Regions from separate parts of the Homo sapiens genome. Here region 2 is linked to region 1. A link is an interaction called in ENCODE POLR2A ChIA-PET data of the cell type or tissue named here. Cell type or tissue: Caco-2. All regions are shown on one strand.

The links. Peaks named below come from ENCODE experiments on the same cell type or tissue, not always from the same donor. Only the 100,000 strongest peaks of a DNase experiment are listed, where the experiment ranks them.
Region 2: POLR2A ChIA-PET joins it to region 1 with 10 read pairs; 2 of 35 experiments call an interaction of 5 or more read pairs at or near these places.

What each region holds. Positions count from the first base shown.
Region 1 is chr1:154,333,879-154,336,378 of GRCh38, forward strand. It overlaps ATP8B2 (ATPase phospholipid transporting 8B2), which reads left to right. Exons shown (of 28, transcript NM_001370597.1): 10 at 229-387; 11 at 625-713. Among named protein-coding and RNA genes, the nearest start is that of ATP8B2, 9.6 kb to the left of the region's middle. In Caco-2, a CTCF peak has its summit at 1,358 (motif pointing left); DNase peaks (open chromatin) are centred at 581 and 1,343.
Region 2 is chr1:153,799,573-153,802,072 of GRCh38, forward strand. It overlaps LOC124904425 (a long non-coding RNA gene), which reads left to right and starts at 1,949. Exons shown (of 4, transcript XR_007066633.1): 1 at 1,949-2,022; 2 at 2,145-2,252; 3 at 2,381-2,500. In Caco-2, no CTCF peak of the experiment used is centred here; no DNase peak of the experiment used is centred here.

The DNA.
Region 1 (2,500 bases):
CCCGCCTTAGCCTCCCAAAGTGCTGGGATTACAGGCATGAGCTGCCGCGCCCGGCCTGCTTCATTATTTTCCTGAAGAGTTGCATCAGCTCACACTCCTCCCAGCAGCATATGGATGGGCCCTTGCCCTTGCATCCTCTTCGCTCAGCTCATTTTCTCTTTGTTTTATTGTCTTGTGGTTAGGCTGTAGACTGGACCTTAAGCAGTGGAATTCTTGTCTCCTGTTCAGGTGAAGTGATCTGTGAACCTCCCAACAACAAACTGGACAAATTCAGCGGAACCCTCTACTGGAAGGAAAATAAGTTCCCTCTGAGCAACCAGAACATGCTGCTGCGGGGCTGTGTGCTGCGAAACACCGAGTGGTGCTTCGGGCTGGTCATCTTTGCAGGTGAGCCTCCTAGCATCCAAAGAAAGAAGGGTAAGAGTGACTCAGCCAGCCCTCACTCAGGAGTATGGGATGAGGTGGGAGAATACCTAAGGTAAAAAACCTCCAGCTGTGTATACAGGCTTCTTATCTAGCCAGTATCTCTATTCCACCCTGGTGTCCTGCAGTCTGGGGATCAGGGCAGAAGCCCAGAGGCAGATGTGTTATTTGGCTTTCCCAGCCCTTCCCATTCTTTTCCAGGTCCCGACACTAAGCTGATGCAAAACAGCGGCAGAACAAAGTTCAAAAGAACGAGTATCGATCGCCTAATGAATACCCTGGTGCTCTGGGTGAGGCGCCCCACATCTGGCTCCCTGCCCCTGCCCTCTCTTCTCCTTGGGTGCTCCTTTTCCTTTCCTCTTTCTTCTTTGGTCAGTAGACTTCAGGTTTGGCTTTAAAGCTGCTAGCAGGTCAGCTACACAAAGGCAGTGTTTATTTTAGGCTCCTTTTAGTTGGAAGATGTTATTTAAAAAAACTTCAGGAACGTGCATGAATCAACAACTTAAAGCTAAAACAAATCATCCCTTCTCTGATTCCAGTTATGATGATGACTTTGTGAAGCATGTGACCTTCTGTTTGCTTTTGCCAGGGACAAGGAGGCCTTCATGGGGATGGAGAGGGAATTAAAAGAAAAATTTCCATTTGGAAGAGGTTGGCAGGGTCTTTTCCCCCCAACTTCTAAGAACGAAGGATCCCAAAGGAAAAGTTTCTGTTTAAGTTTTTGGCAGTTCCTGAATCCTTCTCTTGTTTAGCTAGAAATCTGAACTCCTTGTTGGGCTCTCCTCCCCTTCCTGTGCCCCGACTGTCTGCTGCCTGCCCGCCACATGCCAGCTTGTGAAGGCTGGGGCTAGCCTCTGGTGAGCTTGTTTCCGCCCTGGCTTTAAAGAGTGTGCGGAAACCCAGCCTGGTGGGCGAGGTTGTCTATCACATAAGGGCTCCAGTCGCCCCCTGGTGGCCATTGGGCACCAATCTCCTATTTTGTTTCAAAGCCTAAACAGCGGAGGCAGCTTTGGAAATAGATGTAGGAAATTGGACAGTGGCCTGGTTTTTTACCAGTCTCTCCAGAGACTCCAAAATTTATAAGATTTTTGACTAATCAGGAAATCTAGACCAGGAGTGGTGGCTCACACCTGTAATCCCAGCACTTTGGGAGACCAAGGTGGGAGGATCATTTGAGCCTAGGAGTTCGAAAACAGCCTGGACACCATAGTGAGACCCTGTCTTTACAAAAAACTGAAAAATTAGCCAGGTTTGGTGGCATGCACCTGTGGTCCCAGTTACTCTGGAGGCTGAGGCGGGGGGATTGCTTGGCCTGGGAGATTGAGGCTGCGTTGAGCTAGGATCATGCCACTGCACTCCAGCCTGGGCAACAAAGCAAGACCCTGTTTCAAAAAAGAAATCTACGTTTATGAAGATAAGTTTGTTTCCCAAGTTTAAAAAAAAAAAAGGCAATCTTAGCCAGGTGCAGTGGCTCACGCCTGTAATCCCAGCACTTTGGGAGACCGAGGTGGGTGGATCACGAGGTCAAGAGATCAAGACCATCCTGACCAACATGGTGAAACCCCATCTCTACTAAAAATACAAAAAAATAGCTGGGCGTGGTGGCGGGCACCTGTAGTCCCAGCTACTTGGGAGGTTGAGGCAGGAAAATGGCGTGAACCCGGGAGGTGGAGCTTGCAGCAGTGAGCCGAGGTCGCGCCACTGCACTCCAGCCTGGGCGACAGAGCAAGGCTCCATCTCAAAAAAAAAAAAAAAAGGCCATCTATGTGAGATAGTGAACATTACCGTGGCTTGGCATTTTTGTTGGCTTGTACCTAGCCCAGGTGAATAGATTATTTACAGTAAGTTTTCTGGTATGTTAAAAGTAGCTCATCCCCACTCTTACCAACTTTGAGGACTCTGGAAGGTTTCAAGGTGCCAGATTGAGAGCTAATCAACTATTTCAGTTTCTTCATCATATAGATGAAATAATGGTCAGACAGAAGGCCACATGATAATTGGTGACAGACTAGAACCTGTCACCAGTTCTGAGCTTTTTCCACTAGAGCAGTGGTGTCCAATATTTTGGCATCCCTGG
Region 2 (2,500 bases), 530 kb before region 1:
GCATTGCCACCAGTCACCCTTGGCCGCTTGTCTCCTGGAGCCGCCTGGGTGCGCAGCCGCCCCCCACCCCCTTGCTGTCTCTCAGAGCCCTGTTCCCTCGTCCTATCCCAGCCTGACCCCCCAACGCCTTCTTGCAGATGGCCGCTCCATCGGCGTAGAGGGCATCCAAGTTCTGGACATTCTGGACACAGGGAATCTCATGATCTCCGACGTCTCAGTCCAGCACTCAGGTGTCTATGTCTGCGCCGCCAATCGGCCAGGCACCCATGTCCGGCGCACAGCGCAGGGCGTCCTGCTCGTGCAGGGTGAGCCCCAAGGGCCCAACTGGGTGGGGAGAGTGCTGGAGCACCCCAGCTCCCTGACAGGAGCCTGGATCTGGAGAGGGTCCAGGGCAGGAGGCAAGAGGCTGGGTCTCACGGCACCTTCCTCCATGCTATTGCCTGCCCAGCTCCCCGAGTTTGTCCAGTGGCCACAGTCCTTGTCCAAGCCTCCGGGCAGCAGTGCCATCTTCACCTGCGTGGCCCAGGGCGTCCCTGAGTCCCGTCTGGTCTGGCTGAAGAATGGGAAGGTGTTGAGTCCTGGGAATAACATCAGGCTGACTCACAACAATAGGTACTCGTGTCTCACCACTCCCCACTGCCCACTGGCAATGGTAGGTCCCCCTACCCACCCTGGGCGTCCACCCCCACCTACATGCAACACTCACTACCTAAATCTCAAAAATCCACACCCATCCACAAACCCCCAGCAAGTTACCTTCTACTTCCAGCAATTCCCCCCTCCCCCAGGAGGCTCTGCCCTGACTGCTCCATTACAGGTAATGTCCCCACACAGCCTCCTCCTCTAGGGCCACTCCACTAAGTCTTGGTGGGAAAGGGCTCCCAGTAGCTGAGTTTGTCTTTCTCTAGTACGCTGATGCTGGCAGGGGTTTCAGTTGAGGATGAGGCCATCTATCAATGCGTGGCAGAGAACAGCACGGGCTCCAACCAGGCCAGTGCCCGCCTGGTTGTGACAGGGGGCCCAGAGCCACCCCGTCCCCAGGGGCCTGCATGCCATGGCTCTCTCTACTTCTGCCATTCGAGTGTCCTGGGAGCCACCCCCCCCTCCAGCAGGGACATCATTGGCTACGTGCTGCACCTCCGGCCTGTGGGAGGTGGGTGTGGGTGGGTGGAGAGGGCTTTGACCTCAGAGCAGGGCCAGGGGCCAGGAGTCCCTGGCACCAGCCCATCTCTGCTCCTGACTGCTGATGTCCTGGGTGAGTCCCTCTCACTCTCTGAGCCCCAGTCTCCTCCATGACCCCAGACCCTTCTGGATTCTTCCCAGGCCTCTGGGCCTGTGGTTCTCTGGGCTGGCTGCCTCTGTACATGGTCTTTTGGTGCTTCCTTACTGCTTTTCAGCTTGACTCTAGGCCCTTTCCTCATCCTCATCCTCATCCTTTCTCAGCTTAGCTCCAACTTCTGTAGCTCCCTTCCCTGCTCTCCTTGGAGGCTTGGCTGGCCCAGCCAGGCACCAAGAGGGGCTTCGTCCCCAGTTTGTGAAGGTGTGGGGACGTGGCTAGTGAGAAGATGCTGCTTTGCTCCTCAGAGCCATCTGGCCCGGAGCTCCAAGAGGCCATAAGCAAAGGCACTTCTGAGCACGTCTTCTCCAACCTGGAGCCTGCCACAGCCTACACCATCCATTTGCGGGCCTACTCAGCAGAGGGTGCCAGTCAGGACTCTGCTCCCATCTTTGCCTCCACCATGGGCAGCAGTGAGTGACAGCCTCTCCAGCCCTGGGAAGTCCCTGGCCTCAGGTGGGCAGGGACTGCCAACTAGTTTGCTTGTTTTCCTCTGCAGCCCCTGCTGCCCTGGGCTTCTCCACCAAAGTGCTGAATGCCACCTCTGTGCAGGCCTCCTGGGAGCTGCCACCCCAGCTGGGGCCCATCCAAGGCTTCAAACTTTCACCGCAAGCTGCCTGCTGCCCATTTTCAGGGGCCTCTGCTCCTGGCCAGCAGTGTCAGCTCCTTCCTCTACACAGACCTGGGTGAGGCTCTGAACCTTCCTGTGCCACTCAAGGCCTGCCTTTCTCAGTGTGATCTTGCCCCAGGTACTGAGCTTCCTGGCCCAGAAATGCCCGTCCCCTTCACATTCCCCTGCTCCCGGCAGAACCGGCTGCTCTCTATGACATCAAGCTGCAGGCGTTCAATGGCAATGGGGATGGAAATAGCAGTGCCCGCTGTGTCTCATTGTGTGATGTGCCCCTGGCCACTCCTGGTAAGTGGGGTCTGGTAGGAGGGTAGTAGGGCTGGGGTCAGAGCAGGCCCCTCTGATAGGACCCATGGCTGCCAGTCTTCAGGAAGAGGGCTGGGCTTCACCTCCAACCCTGGTCCTCTCTCTGACAGATGGCACAGTGTCCACAGAGTCCAAGACTGGGTGCTCTTGCAGCCAGGGTGAGAGCAGCCCACTGCCTGGGGTTGTGGTGGGCATCCACGTGGGCCTGGCTGCCCTCATCATTTGCCTCC